Linked DNA regions of Homo sapiens: region 1 is linked to region 2. Evidence: chromatin loops called from intact Hi-C (ENCODE). Cell type or tissue: ascending aorta. All regions are shown on one strand. Each heading gives the region's core, and the rest is flanking DNA. Links, peaks and the distances in the headings are about the cores only.

The links. Hi-C counts contacts between places; a loop is a spot of excess contacts. Peaks named below come from ENCODE experiments on the same cell type or tissue, not always from the same donor. Only the 100,000 strongest peaks of a DNase experiment are listed, where the experiment ranks them.
Region 1: it touches region 2 in a loop (2.2-fold over the local background); 3 of 110 quality-filtered maps call a loop at or near these places.

Annotation. Positions count from the first base shown.
Region 1 is chr5:10,603,117-10,610,802 of GRCh38, forward strand. All of the region lies in intron 1 of ANKRD33B (ankyrin repeat domain 33B), which reads left to right. Among named protein-coding and RNA genes, the nearest start is that of ANKRD33B, 43 kb to the left of the region's middle. RefSeq lists a silencer at 4,130-4,179 and an enhancer at 4,850-5,099. In ascending aorta, for the core only: a CTCF peak has its summit at 4,747; DNase peaks (open chromatin) are centred at 4,212 and 4,825; H3K27ac peaks cover 1,161 bases.
Region 2 is chr5:10,752,189-10,759,874 of GRCh38, forward strand. All of the region lies in intron 1 of DAP (death associated protein), which reads right to left. Among named protein-coding and RNA genes, the nearest start is that of DAP-DT, 5.0 kb to the right of the region's middle. RefSeq lists a silencer at 4,466-4,555 and an enhancer at 4,776-4,855. In ascending aorta, for the core only: no CTCF peak of the experiment used is centred there; a DNase peak (open chromatin) is centred at 4,507; H3K4me3 peaks cover 1,349 bases; H3K27ac peaks cover 2,223 bases.

The DNA of each region.
Region 1 (7,686 bases), core at 1,646-6,645, 150 kb before region 2:
TGGTCTATTTATATTCTCCCAACTCTTTCTAGAAAAGGATGGGAGGCAGCTTTCTGTCTTCTGTACAGTTTTCTCACAGCCCGTGAATCCACTTGTGTAGTTAAGCAGGAGACTGGGAAGCTTCATCAGAATTTTTTCATCCTTAAAAAAAATTTTTTTTTTTTGAGACAGGGTCTCATTCCCTCGCCCAGGCTGGAGTGCAGTGGAGTGATCTCAGTTCACTGCAACCTACGCCTCCCAGGTTCAAGTGATTCTCCTGCCTCAGCCTCCTGAGTAGCTCAGATTATAGGTGTGCACCACCATGCCAGGTTAATTGTTGTATTTTTAGTAGAGACGGGGTTTTGCCATGTTGCCCAGGCTGGTCTTGAACTCCTGACCTCAGATGATCCACCTGCGTTGGCCTCCCAAAGTACTGGGATTACAGGGGTGAGCCACTGTGCCCAGCCCCATCCTTAAACATTTTGTATTTTCTGATTATTAAATAAAAATAGATGTTCATTGTAGGGAAAAATGAGACTTTTTACAACTTTTTATAACCTATTCAGAATCAATTACTACTGAAGGCTTAGTGCATTTCTCTCTTGTTTTTTGTCATGCAGTGTTAATAGATGATTTTATATAATTGTTTTAAATGTATATTTATCTTATGGTAATTTAAGCCTTTCCTCATGATTAAAATTCTTTATATACCTCAATTTTACTAATATTTGATAAATGTAAGATTATACCATAGAAAAATGTTTTTTTTTAAACTTTTTAAAATAATTTCAAAAGGAGAACTTTTTTTTTTTTTTTGAGATGGAGTTTCACTCTTTTTGCCCAGGCTGGAGTGCAATGGTGCAATCTCGGCTCACTATAACCTCTGCCTCCTGGGTTCAAGCGATTCTCCTGCCTCAGCCTCCCCAGTAGCTGCAATTACAGGTGCCTGCCACCACACCCAGCTAATTTTGTATTTTTAGTAGGGACGGAGTTTCACCATGTTGGCCAGGCTGGTCTCAAACTCCTGACCTTGTGATCCACCCGCCTTGGCCTCCCAGAGTGCTGGGATTACAGGTGTGAGCCACCGCGCCTGGCTTTTTTTTTTTTTTTTTTTCAGACAGAGTCTTTCTCTGTCACCCGGGCTGGAGTACAGTGGCGTGATCTCGGCTCACTGCAACCTCCGCTTCCTGGGTTCAAGTGATTCTCCCACCTCAGCCTCCCGAGTAGCTGGGACCACAGATATGCGCCACCGCACCCGGCTAATTTTTATATTTTTTGGTAGAGATGGGGTTTCGCCATGTCGACCAGGCTGGTCTCGATCCCCTGACCTCAAGCAATCCTCCCACCTCAGCCTCCTAAAGTGCTGGGATTACAGGTGTGAGCCACTGTGCCTGACCAAAAGGAGAACCTTTTTGAAAAAAAAAAAAAAGAAAAAAAAAAGAAAAATATAGCACTCTCCTGGTGTCTTCTGGGAGTATAGTGAAGTCCAGAGAGGAGATTTTCTTAGCTGAGTTGCAGAATTAATTATATCTAATCTCGCTGCACCTAACATCTAGTAGATCTCAATGGCTAATAATAAAATACTAATATGTTTTATTTAATTATATATTGTCTTATATAAACATATATTCAACTTTAATGAATGATCCAGTTCTCAAGACAGAAACATAGAATTATATGTTAATATGACAGGCTTTGGAAAATTGTAACTGGATTTTGTCATTATTCTATCCTTATGACTTGTTGATGTTTGTATTATCTAATGCTACATGCATCACCCCAAAACACAGTGGCTTTAAATAATAATTATCATTTATTTTCTCTCACAGTGTCTATGGCTCGGGAATGTGGGAACCTGGTTGGGCAGTTCTGACTGAGGGTTTCTCGTGAGTTGCAGTGGGATGCTGGCTGTGGCTGTAGTTGTCTGAAGGCTTGACTGAGGCCACAGGGTCCTCTTCCAAAGTGGCTCTCTCTCGTGGCTGGCACATTGGTGCTGGCAGTTAGCTGGGGGCCTCAGTTCCTCTCCCTGTGGGTCTCTCCATAGAGCTGCTTGAGTGTCCACAGGGCGTGGCGGCCGGCTTCCTCAGGAGCCTGCAATCCAGGAGACCAGGGTGAAAGCTGCAAGATCTTTTAGGATCTGGCCTTGGAAGGCACACACCATTACTCCTGCCATATGGGGCCAGCCCTGATGCAGCATGGGAGGTGATCACCAAGGATGTGAATACCAGGAGGAAACGAAGATCATTGGGGCCATCCAGGAGGCTGGCTACCACAGTTGTGGTTGTGAATATTAGAAGTACAGGGTATGGAATGAATAAGAAAAGTATACTCATGACAGACATACATGGTACTAGGACAGGGTCTGTGTTTTTGCTGTTGTAATTCATCCCCTGCATGACCTCTTTCTCATTGAGTTTCTTTCTTTCCTTTTCTTCTTCCTTTTTTTTTTTGAGGTGGAGTTTTGTTGTTGTTGCCCAGGCTGGAGTGCAGTGGCAAGATTTCAGCTCACAGCAACCTCCGCCTCCCGGGTTCAAGTGATTCTCTTGCCTCAGCCTCCCAAGTAGCTGGGATTACAGGCACTCGCCACCATGCCCAGCTAATTTTTGTATGATTAGTAGAGACAGGGTTTCACCATGTTGGCCAGGCTGGTCTCGAACATCTGACCTCAGGTGATCCGCCTGCCTCAACCTCCCAAACTGCTGGGATTACAGGCATGAGCCACCATGCCTGGCTGAGTGAGTTTCTGTGTTCCGCTCTTCTAGCCTTGCTAGTTCCTTTAAGTTCTCTGTCGAGCTTTGTACATCTGTTGTAAAAATTCCAAGCTTAATTTCAGAAAGATTAAGTGAATCAATGGTTGGAAGAACATGTAATTGTTACTGACAGTCACTGCCTTCAGGTCAACGGTTAACAGGCTTAGTTTTCTTTCATCACATAATGCTTGTATGATCACTGCGTGGAAACCACTCCCAGTGTTGGGAAAATTAGATGAGCCTCTGAGATAGGAATAGATTAGGTATATACATGAAGTTGGCAGAGGGAATACAGTTGAACAAAGTAGTGGTTTCATACATTACTAATCTAAAATCATAAATCCCAGCGAGAGGTTTGCAGTGATAATAAGATTTACGTTTTATGCAAAATTTAGTCTAAAGGGAAATTGTTTTGAATTACTGACAACCTTGAATTTATCAAATCCTGATTACAGGGCTACAAGGTGACCCCATGTTGGAAGGAATTATCTTGATGTATTTTACATATTTATTTATTTTATTAATAAAATGTCATTTCTTTATTTAAAACAGTTTATTAGGCATCTCTTTATTTGAAGCAGAAAAGCATAGATAAAAATACAAATATTGGCCTGGCACAGTAGCTCACGCCTGTAATCCCAGCACTTTGGGAGGCCAAGGTGGGCGGATCACAAGGTCAAGAGATCGAGACCATCCTGGCCAACATGGTGAAGCCCTGTCTCTACTAAAAATACAAAAATTAGCTGGGCGTGTTGGCGAGTGCCTGTAGTCCCAGCTACTCGGGAGGCTGAGGCAGGAGAATCACTTGAACCCACGAGGTGGAGGTTGCAGTGACCTGAGATCGTGCCACTGCACTCCAGCCTGGCGACAGAGCAAGACTCTGTCTTTTTTTTTTTTTTTTGAGGTGGAGTCTTGCTCTGTCGCCCAGGTTAGAGGGCAGTGGCGCAATCTCAGCTCGCTGCAAGCTCCGCCTCCCAGGTTCATGCCATTCTCCTGCCTCAGCCTCCTGAGTAGTTGCGATTACAGGTGTGCGTTACTACACCTGGCTCATTTTTTTGTATTTTTAATAGAGACAGGATTTCACCATGTTGGCCAGGCTGGTCTTGAACTCCTGACCTCAAGTGATCCACCCACCTCAGCCTCCCAAAGTGTTGGGGTTACAGGCATGAGCCACCACGCCCAGCCCATTTTATAAGTACATTTTGTGCCCAATCAAGTATCAAAGACATAATCTTAAAATAAAGGACAGTTCTTCCCAAGGGAAAAAGAAAGTAGGCAACCTGACACATGAATAGATGATGTATGCTACTGTTACACGCACACACACACACTCAGAATAGACTGTGATGCTGTGATAACAAACCACTTCAAGTCCCAGTGGCTTAAAATAACAAAGGTTTGCCTCTCGCTCATTCATGCTGTTGTGCGCCGGCTAGAGGGGGCAGGGCTCTGCTCTCTCTGCCCTCACTCCGGAGGCCCAGTCTGGGAGCAGTTGCATCTCTGAGCTTCAAGGGCAGTCAAGTCAAGAAAAGGGAAGGTGGCACATCGTCCACCGTCTCTCGAAACTTCCTCCTGGAAGTGACACCTGCTATTTCACTTACGTTTAATTACCCAAAGCAAACCAGATGGTCAAGTCAGAACTCAGAAAGGGTGGGGAAATGCAATTTTACCAAGAGGCAGGAAGAAATAGATAACGGAATAACGCCAGTGAGTACTGCAGCTGAATCCAGTGCAACTGAATTGTCCTGGTTCAAACAATTAAAAAAGACTTTGTGTGTGTACTTTCACCAGCTTCTTCACAGACCGTCGCCCATACTTGAGTGAATCTTCCTCCTGTGCATGCTACTGTATATGATAAGTGGAAGAGAATAGAGAGTGTTGTCAGGGACATTTTTGAGGAATACTGAAGTCTACTTGGGACAGTGAAACACACTGGACGATGAGCTTCCAGCTGCTTGTTTTCCTGCTGGACTGTCTGTGAGTTCATCTTCTTATTTAAAGCTCCTTGTTACTGAGTGCCTCCTAGCAGCAGTTTCCTTTAGCCCTCTCTAGGAGGAGCACAAATGCCTATTCCTGGCAGCCTGAGCATGTCGTCTTAGGCGTCCTCTCGTGACCTGTGGTCTGGTGTTTTGCACAATCTTCATCACCACTCCTTCTAGAAGGACTGAGAACTGAATTTGACTTTTAAAACGAAGCTTGGTAATCAAGAATAGCAACAGCAGGCTGAGTACGGGGGCTCACGCCTATATTCCTAGGACTTTGGGAGGCTGAGGCGGGTGGATCACTTGAGGTCAGGAGCTCGAGACCAGCCTGATCAACATGGTGAAACCCTGTCTCCACTAAAAAAATACAAAAAAAAAAAAAAAAATGGGCGTGGTGGTGCATGACTGTAGTCTCAGCTACTCAGGAGGCTGGGGCAGGAGAATCGCCTGAACCCATGAGGCGGACATTGCAGTGAGCCAAGATTGTGCCACTGCACTCCAGCCTAGGCAACAGAGCGAGACTCCATCTAAAAAAAAAAAAAAAAAAGAGCCGTGGTAGTTCTGAAGGGGAAGAGCAAGGAAGGTTTCTTCCCTGCAAAACACAAGGCTGCAGTAGCGAATCAGGATTGCCTTGGGGCTGAGGTAGATTGTTAGACCAATGGGAGCAACTCTCAGGTTCATTCCTGTGTTTATGGGGAGGTGGGATGAGCTTGAGCATGCTGTTACTACCAATGGGAAAAGAATGGATGTGTTCATATATTGTGCTAGGAAAACAGAAAAAGGTAAAATTAAACTTCTATAATAAAAACCATGGTGGATTCAAGACCTCACTATGAAAAAAAAAAAAACTTGAAACTGTTGAAATTAAATACAGAGGAATATCTTTAGGGTTTTTGAATGGGAGGCATTGCTTAAACGCATGACAAAAAGCATTCCTATAAAGGAAAAGATTAATAATATGACTGCATCGAAACGTAAAACGGGATGGTAAATGAAAAACAAGTGGTGTCGAGAAAACAATCGCAACACCCTTGACAGAGCTTCAGGTCCAGGGGCAGCATTTACAGAGGCACCTACTCTCTGTGGTGCCTGAGAGGGAGCGCCTCTTTAAATTTGGTGCCCCAGGGCCTCCTTTGCCACATCTTAGTGCCAGCCTTGGGCGCCAGTGCCATCCTGATGCCAGCTTTAGTGTCTAGGGCTGTATTGCCCAGTAGTGTAGCTGGTACCTCCAAGTGGCTGTGGAACACAGTGCAACTGAGGTGTGCCGTAAGTGTAAAATATGTACTAGATTCATCCAAAAAAGGTAAAATAGCTCATTAAAATTTTTCTATTGATTACATTTTGAAATGGTAATATTTTGGATATGTTGAGTTAAATACAATATATTTATTAGGATTTCATTTGGCTTTTATTAATTTGGCCACTAGAAAATTAAAAATTATCAGCCAGGTGCAGTAGCTCATGCCTGTAATCTCAGCACTTTGGGAGGCAGAGGTGCGCAGATCACTTGAGCCCAGGAGTTCGAGACCAGCCTCGGTAACATGGCAAAACACCATCTCTACAAAAATACAAAAATTAGCTGGATGTGGTGGTGCTCACCCATAGTCCCAGCTACTAGGGAGGCTGAGGGGGGAGGATTGTTTGAGCCTGGGAGGCGAAGGCTGCAGTGAGCCGTGATGCACTCCAGCAGGTAACAGACCAAGACCTGTCTCCAAAAAAAATTTTCCATTACATTTGTGGCTCCCCTTATGTCTTTATTGGACAGCACTGTCCTCAAGTATTATAAAGAATTCAAACTGGGCTAGGTGCTGTGGCTCACCCCTGTAATCCCAGCACTTTGGGAGGCTGAGGTGGGCAGATCATTTGAGGTCAGGGGTTCGAGACCAGACTGGCCGACGTGGTGAAACCCCATTTCTACTAAAAATACAAAAATTAGCCAGGCATGGTGGCAGGCACCTGTAATCTCAGCTACTTGGGCAGCTGAGGTGGGAGAATCGCTTGAACCCAGGAGATGGAGGCTGCCGTGAGCTGAGATTGTGCCATTGCACTATAGCCTGGGTGACAGAGTGAGACTCCATCTAAAAAAAACAAAACACACAAAAAAAGAATTCATACTGATCAATGAGGAAAAGACAAAGAAGCCAATGGGAAATGGACAAAAGACATAATTAAATCCTTCACCAAAGAGGAAATCCAGACAGCCAATAGATGCATGGAAAGGTGGCCAGTCTTACTGGCAATCAGGAATGCGAAGTGAAAACACAATAACAATGTTTAAGCATCCGATTGGTGAAAATGCAAAGGTATTGGGAATTGGTGAGAATGAAGAAAAACTGTAACTTTCACCCATGAGTGGTGGAGTTGAAGTTGTTGCAGCCGCTTTGGAGAGGACTTTGGCTCATGTTCTACCCCCAGCTTGTCCACTTAGAGCACTGGTTCTCTCCTGGGGCAATTTTGCCTCCCAGGGTGCATTTGGCAATGTCTAGAGGCATTTTGGGTTGTCATAAATGAGGGTAGGAGATGCTCCTGACGTCTAATGGGTAGAGACCAGGGATTGCATAGTACAGGGGACAGCCCCCCCCCCGAATAAAGAATTATCTGGCCCCACATGTCAATAGTGCCCTGGTCGAAAAACTGACACAGGCGAGGATCGCAATTAATTTCCAGCTCAGGTGCATCAGGAGATACAGATCAAGGTTTTAATTTCAGTGCTCTCTGTATTTGTAGTCACAGAACTTTGGACACAGTGTCTATCAGTTTAGGGGCATGGATGAACATGCAGAGACACTATAGCAGTCACGATGCATTTGCCAGTGATTTGGCTGAATCACGTCCAGCACTGCGTGAATAAACCAAGTTTCAGGCTCAGATGTACATGGAGAGCATTTTGTGCAAATAGTTGCAATAGGAAATAATGCTCCCTATTAAATATATCGCTTGGGCACAGTGGCTCACGTCTGTAATCCCGGCACTTT
Region 2 (7,686 bases), core at 1,541-6,540:
ACCCAGCATTAGCACTTGCATTTAATTTAGTTTCTAAAAACAATTAACTTCATTAATCCCTCTCAGTTATGTTTGGTGATTAATGTAGCAATAAAAAGTGGCAATAATAACAATAATAACTCAAAGCTGAGACAGATTCATTTTAACTTACAATACTGCCAAAAAATATGACAGCACATATTTATTGTGATTGTTGTATCACTGTCTCTAGAACTCTTCATTTGTAAAACTACAAAAGAAGAATTACTTTTGCAGAAATCTTTGCAGAATTATTTGCAAATCAGTATTTTTAGGAGAAACAGAAAAACCTTAGATTTTTGTCGTGGTGGTTGTTATTCAAATGAGAGCTTCAAATGTAAAAAATAAGCTTCCTCTTAGCAGAAGTGCTGTGCAGAGGATAAGAACACAGATGCTGGAGCCAGAACCTTGGGATCAAATCCCAGTTCTGCCTGTGTGTGTGTGTGTGTGCATGTGCCTGTGCATAAGTGTGTGCACATGTGTGCATACGTATGTGCTTGTGTGTGTGGCTGTGTGTGGGCAAGTTGCTGAAGCTCTCTGTGCCTCAGGGTCTGCCACCTATGAAGAAAGAGTGAAAATGTTCCCCTCTCCCAGGGCCAGCTGAGGATTACATGAGTTAGGACACATGAAATGCCTCCAACAGGACCTGGCACACAGGATGTGCTCAACTGTTAGCTAGTCTTATTAAATGGGTTTTTAAGTTAGCATTTAGTACTCAAGAGAGGCCTCTGGAGTCCTCAAATCGTTGGTGCTTTTCCAGCTCTTCACCCTCTCTTCACAGCAGTTCCTTAAAGAGCGCTGCCCTACGGGTTGCTGGGGAATGAAGGCCATGCCCTGTAAAGCACCTGCCCATCGTGGTGCTGACCACCACCAGGACCTCCGTCATTACATCACCACCTGAGGAAGCTTTGGGAGAATCACAGATCCAACTTCTGCTCCTCATCACCACTCTGTGGCAGGCACCGCTCTAACCACTTGGAGTCCACGCATCTTTCACTGCACAGCAGCCCCACGGAGTAGATCCTGAGGCAGGGAGAAGGGGAAGCCAGCGGCCCCAAATCGCACAGCTGGCAAGCGGCAAACTGGGTTCCACCCTTAATCGTAGGTAAGCCTTTCCTTGATCAGATTCCTTCCAGGAAGCAGAGCACCATGGCTTCTGAGAGTAACTCAAAGGAACGGCCTACAGACAGGGCCAGGTTATTACACTACCTAGATAAGGGAAGGTGAGTTTGAAATGAAAAGCTCTCCACAGAGCAGCTGCCTGCCCAAGTGGGAAGGGGAGTGGAGGAAGCTTTACCTACGGTCACATCTGGGAGGTAAGCAAACACCAAGGAGGCAAATGACTATGTGGGACCCTGGGCCAAGCATCCGTCCTCAGGTGTCAGGATGCCTGGCTGTAAGATGCAGTCACTGGTGGCTTGCTATCTGCTAGTGCCAAATAGCAAACTAGAAAATGCTACTGCGGGAAGAAGAAAGGGGAAATACTGGAAGAGTTCCATGAACCAGGGAGCAATTTCCAGCAGGGAGCTAGGAAGGGCTGTTAACTCACACAAATGTCCCAAAAGCATCCACTGCAGGTACTGGAGTATGACTCACAAGTATATGCTACCTTTGTTCTTGCCTGAGAAGAGCTATGGAAATGTTATTCAAAGGGAAGCTCTTCTACCTAAAAGAAGTGACGAAAGGTTCTGAGGACTGTTCCAGTGGAAGGAACAAAACAAAACAGAAAACAACCAGTGCTGCAGGTTATGATTAAACCAAAGGATCTCAGGTAGAGCAATGTAGTGGCAGGTAAGCAAAGGGGCTGGTGAGATTAGGTGGGTAGAACTTCCCAATGCGAACAGGGCAAGGGACTATGGCCTATCTTAGTTAAGAAAAATGACTCCACCAGGAGAGAGGAGAATCACTGGCAAGTGGAGACTCACATCTATGGAAGCCCATGCACCTGAAGGTGGGAACCCTAAAAAGTGGAGAGGATAAAGGGGTGAGAGGCGGTAAGAACGTATGCAGAGAGTGGGTACTGACAGTCTGGCCCAATAACAGACATAAGTTATAGAAGACCCCAATGAGAACCTTGCCCCCAGACCAAGTGGAGCCCTTACAGGAGCTTTCAGGTGTGCATAGATAAGGTAGAAGTAATGGTTTGTGCTAAAAAATGAGCTGGAGCCCCAGATACTTTCCTGAATTTGCACTCTCGTTGGCTTCATACTGCTATTCTGTGCTCAGAATCATAGACTGTGAAGGTGAGAAGGCTCTTAAATTACACGGAGCAACCCTGTTAAAGAATGAAGTTCAGAGACATAGTGGGACCCCCCTGGGCCAAACACTCCATCTTCCACAGCAGTGTGTGTTCCATCCTTGACATAGTTTCTGACCCAAAGGACAAAATGAGTACTGACTGGGCCAGGATGGGCACCTTGCCGGACATCTGACTGGGCCCCTTTCAAGCTGGGAGGTACATGGAGCAGCTACATGTATATCCTTGAGTGCAGGGAGGCTGATTCAAAAAGTTTAGGGGAAAGTAGGATCGGCTGCCTGGAAGTGCTTTGGAAAAGCTGTCATTGGGAATTGGTTGAGGCTAGGACTAGTCAGGTGTTTGCCAGTCTCACTCCCAGCTTCCCCGTAGTTGGATTGGGGGCATCAAACTGGGTCCTGCCCAATAGTATGGGGAAAAGTGACTTTGGTGGGCAGCATCATGTCATCACGTCCCCCCACTCTGGAACCTGTGAGTGTGCTGGGCTACACGGCCAGGGGAAATGAGGGTTGTAGATGGAATTAAGGTTGCTCATCAGCTGACTGTAAGCTGAGGAAGAAGAAGGGAAACTGCTATTCTGTGCTTAGAATCATAGACTGAAGGTGAGGAGATTATTCTGGATTACCCAGGTGGGCCCATGTAATCTCAAGGGTCTCTGAATGTGAAAGAGGGAGGCGGAAGAGTCAGGGCTCTGAGTGTGTGATGTGAGGATGTGACTGGTCATTGCTGCCTTTGAAGAAGCTTTCCTTGGCTTGTGGAGGAAGGCGCCACGAGCCAAGGAAAGTGGGCAGCCTCTAGAAGCTGGAAAAGGCAAGAAAATGGGATTCTCCCCGATCCTCCAGAAGGAACCAGTTGCCCTGTGGATACTTTGATTTTAGCCCAGTGAGACCCATCTTGGACTTCTCACCTCTAGAACTGTAACATAATAAAACTGTGTTGTTTAGAACCACTAAGTTTATTGTGATTTGGTACAGCAGCCATAGGAAACTGATGTGATGATGCATACCACTTGTGGGCCACACCATACGGACCCCAGCACGGCGACCTACACTTGTCCCCTCAGCAGCAGCCACACAATGAAAAGCTAGTGTTATACAGCAAGGGGTGTCTGGGCCTCTGAATTGCTCTTTGTTAAGAAGACCCCACCCAGGAGAGAAATAAACCTGGATTAGTTTGGCCACTGAGAATTTAGGTTGTTTGTTACAACAGGAAGTACCATTCTCTATACCTAATATAGTACTTTATACAAAAGTGAACATTCTCTATAGAAACAAAAAAAACTTCTGAAGCTGGGAAGGGAAAAGCAGTCACAAAACCAAGTAAGAATGCACAGGGCACTGGCCGAAATGAAAAGGACACTCACAAAGACGTTAGAAGTCACAGATAACCAAAAATGGCTAGGGAAGGCTGGGTGCGGTGGCTCATGCCTGGAGTCCCAACACTTTGGGAGGCCAAGGTGGGCAGGTCGCTTGAGCCCAGGAGTTTGAGACCTGACTGGACAACATAGTAAAACCTTGTGTCTACACAAAATACACAAATTAGCTGGTTGTGGTGGTGCACACCTGTAGTCCCAGCTACTCAGCACACTGAGGCGAGAAGATCTCTTGAGCCCAGGAGGCCAAGGTTGCAGTGAGCCAAGATCACGCCACTGCACTCAAGCCTGAGAGAGACCCTGTCTAGACAAGAACAACAAAAAAAGGCTAGGGAAGAGGTGAAATGCCATGGGCCACCTTGACAGAAGGCTTCTGAAAAAAGATAGTAACTAAAGGGTCTTGTTTTCCTTGGCATGTTGGGAACAAGGGCAGACCTCTTACCTGGACCATTCAATTTCTGGTCCTGACTGGTTGACACTGGGACTATGCTTAGCAAATCTGTGACCACAGGGTTAATAGAAGACAAATTAGTCTTCTGTTTCTAGCAATGGATAATCTGAAAGTCTTTCTGCAGGGAGATAATTCAGGGAGAATTACACTAGACTTTTGAAAGGCATCCTTAACTCATGTCTGACGTATCAATTAGTGTAAGAGAGAACTAAGTTACTCTGAAGTTACTAAAAAAAGTAACATGGCTTGAAATAAATATAATCGTGCTTATATTTCCATTTAATTCACTTTGAGAGGGGATGTAGAGTCTGCTTTTCAAAGAAAACCACATGTAAGATTAGTAACATTCAAAGCTATCATGTAGCAGATTTATGAGAACTCTACTGACACATGGTTTTGGCTCCACTGGGAAATGGAGGGGAACAGGGCCAGCAAAATGTATTTAACAAAGAGATTTTACACATCTCACTGCCACAGACTCACAAAGACTGGCAGAAATGAGTAATAGCGAGGCTTATAATTAGGTCCTCTTTTCTGCTGTGGAATGCTATGACTGCTGTTAGATGAAACAGAAAGAATCTCGCTAATTCTAACTCTGCTAATCTGCATTTGCAATAACTCATCAAACAAGCACTCACCCCATTTCTCTGCAAATATTTTGTAGTCAAGAGCAGTGGTAAGGTCTCAAATCATTAAGGCTGGATTACTTCTACAGAGGACTGCAGACGACAGCACATTTGCCAGGACATGATGCAGTGCCATCCATCACTTGTAAATAACAATACCTGTATTTGCACAGCACCTTTCTCTAACACTCTTCAGAAGCCTTTACAAACTGCCTCATTCGTCTCCCACCTTGGGAGGAGGCACCTGGCCAGTGATGGAGTCGTCTGTCGGGCTGCTGAAGTTCCAAAAGGCAACAGCCTTTCCGGCCGCTCCCACTAGGTCACTAGCTCAGGGGAGTTGGCAACAGACACTCCAAACAATTGGGTCAGGTTTTTTTTTTTTAGACGAAATATTCGCTCTTCTTGCCCAGGCTGGAGTCCAGTGGTGTGATCCTGGCTCACCACAACCTCTGCCTCCCAGGTTCAAGCGATTTTCCTGCCTCAGCCTACAGAGTAGCTGAGATTACAGGCACCCACCAGCACACCCGACTAATTTTGTATTTTTGGTAGAGACGGGGTTTCACCATGTTGGCCAGGCTAGTCTTGAACTCCTGAGCTCAGGTGCTCTCCCCACCTGGGTCTCCCAAAGTGCTGGGATTATAGGCGTGAGCCACGACACCCGGCTCTGGGTCAGGTTTTTAAACGGCACTGTCCTCGGTATCTCAATGTTAAGATGACTGGTGATTTCATGAGTTAAACGTGCCAAGCGCTTAGAAGTGTGTCAGCACATTGTGACACTCAACAAACTTCATTAGTGTTTCCACCAGTCTGCTGCCTGAACCGGCCAAGAGGACCACCTGCATCCCTGCGCACAGTACAGAGAGCTCAGAGTTGAGGAAGGTGTGGGCCCGGTTTGCTATGGGGGCAGTGAGGGGTGAGAAGAGGCCCTGGGGAAACTCTGGAGTGCTTATTGAGTATTTTGTGCCACCCCGGGAATAAAGAGATCAAGAAGACCCAGCCCTGGAAGCAAGAAGACAGGCAGAGAGGCGAAGGTTAGTGCACGAAGGAAAACAAGGGGATTGCGGGGAATGTACAGGAGATATGGGCCAGACAGCAACAAAGAGAAGACACAAAAGAACATTAAGATAGTCACTGTAAGAGAATTTTATTATTTCTGATTGAGCATTGAGGCACAAGTCTGTTATCCAATTTAAGCACTTAATGAAAGCATTCTCAACATTTTTAAGGCAGTGATTTTGATTTATGAACTGTGCTCTTGGCTATCCTTGATGATTATCCTTTAGTGTAGTGGGCCGCCTTTTTTTTTTTTTTTTAAAAACTATCTACCCTTCAGAGCTGCCTACTCTCTGGCAATGCCAGACTAAACAAGAACACCAGAGCTTCCTGCCAGAAAAGGTTCACACATGGTCCTCTGTAACATCTAGGAAAGCGCATTTGAGGGGTGCTGTTGGCATCTGAGGGGTGCTGTTGGCATTTGAGGGGTGCTGTTGGCATTTGAGGGGTGCTGTTGGCATTTGAGGGATGCTGCTGGCATTTGAGGGGTGCTGCTATTGGGCCCCTCCTCTAACTATGGTCTTGGAGACAGATGACAGATGGTGACAGCCACCCGCAAGAGCTCACCCCGTAAGTCTAAAGGGGTTGCCCTGAAGTTACTAGAGGAGTTTACCTGGGGGATGAACAGTGCTGGTACCCTGATGCTGAAGCGGGACGTGAGACTCACTGCAGCAAACACAGCCCCACCCTGTGACTTGCCCCGAGGCCCAAACCTCGAATTTCATAAAGGAGAAAAACTGAGCCCCAGTGAAGCGTGAAGTGATGTCTTCAAACTTAGAACCCAAGCTCACTGCTACACTAGCACAAATAAGCTGCCTCTTCCCTCCTCAGGGGTAAATAAACTACTTACTCTGTAATTCACAAAGCCTAGCTGTTTACTCTGCAATTCAAAGAAAACCAGAGTCCAGCAAGGAATTTCTCCCAGGGAGTGAGTATGTACAGTTTATACCTCTGACCTTAAAAATCTCCATATGGGCACTTTGGAAGGCTGAGGTGGGTGGATCACCTGAAGTCAGGAGTTCAAGACCAGCCTGGCCAACATGGCAAAATCCGGTCTCTACTAAAAATACAAAAATCAGCCAGGTGTGGTGGCAGGCACCTGTAAACCCAGCTACTCGGGAGGCTGAGGCAGGAGAATCTCTTGAACCTAGAAGGCGGAGGTTGCAGTGAGCCAAGATCGTGCCACTGCACTCCCAGGTGACAGAGTGAGACTCTGTTTCAAAAAACAAAACAAAAAACTTCTTTATGGGTGTGTCTCTGTATGCAATTTAATTACTGTACTTTGGTTCTGTATCATTCCAACAGATACGCTTTAATGTAACCCATGTCCTGGGGAGTGGAGGGCCAGAGCAGGTGGCTGCTGCAGTTCCTGGAGGCAGCCCTGCCCGGGGTGGAAATCAAGGCGCTCCTCCCCACAGTGGACAGGGACCCGCTGTGGTGGAATGGAAGTCAGTTATCCTTAAAAGAAATCCCATCAAAAAAAAAACTCCCTTTGAAGTACTTTTTTTCTTAAAACCAATGCAACACAAATTCCCCCAAAACCATTTTCCATCACAGTGGAATGATTTTCTAAAACCCCATGCCTCTTAAGTTCTCTGGCATCAGTTAGACATTTTTCTTTCCCAGTGCCAGTTAGTTTTGTTGTAGAGAGCCTCCGTCACCACTGAAAAATATTGCCTACTCTGGACTGCAACATATTTAAAGAACGGCTCCTATTCATTGTGCTGGTGCAGAGAATTCCCGCCCTATAGCGGAGGACAGCAGAGAAGGATAATGGGAATCTTTTTTTTTTTTTTTTTTTTTTTTGAGATGGAGTCTCGCTCGCTTTGTCGCCAAGGCTGGAGTGCTTTGGCTCAATCTTGGCTCACTACAACTTCTGCCTCCCGGGTTCAAGCCATTCTCCTGCCTCGGC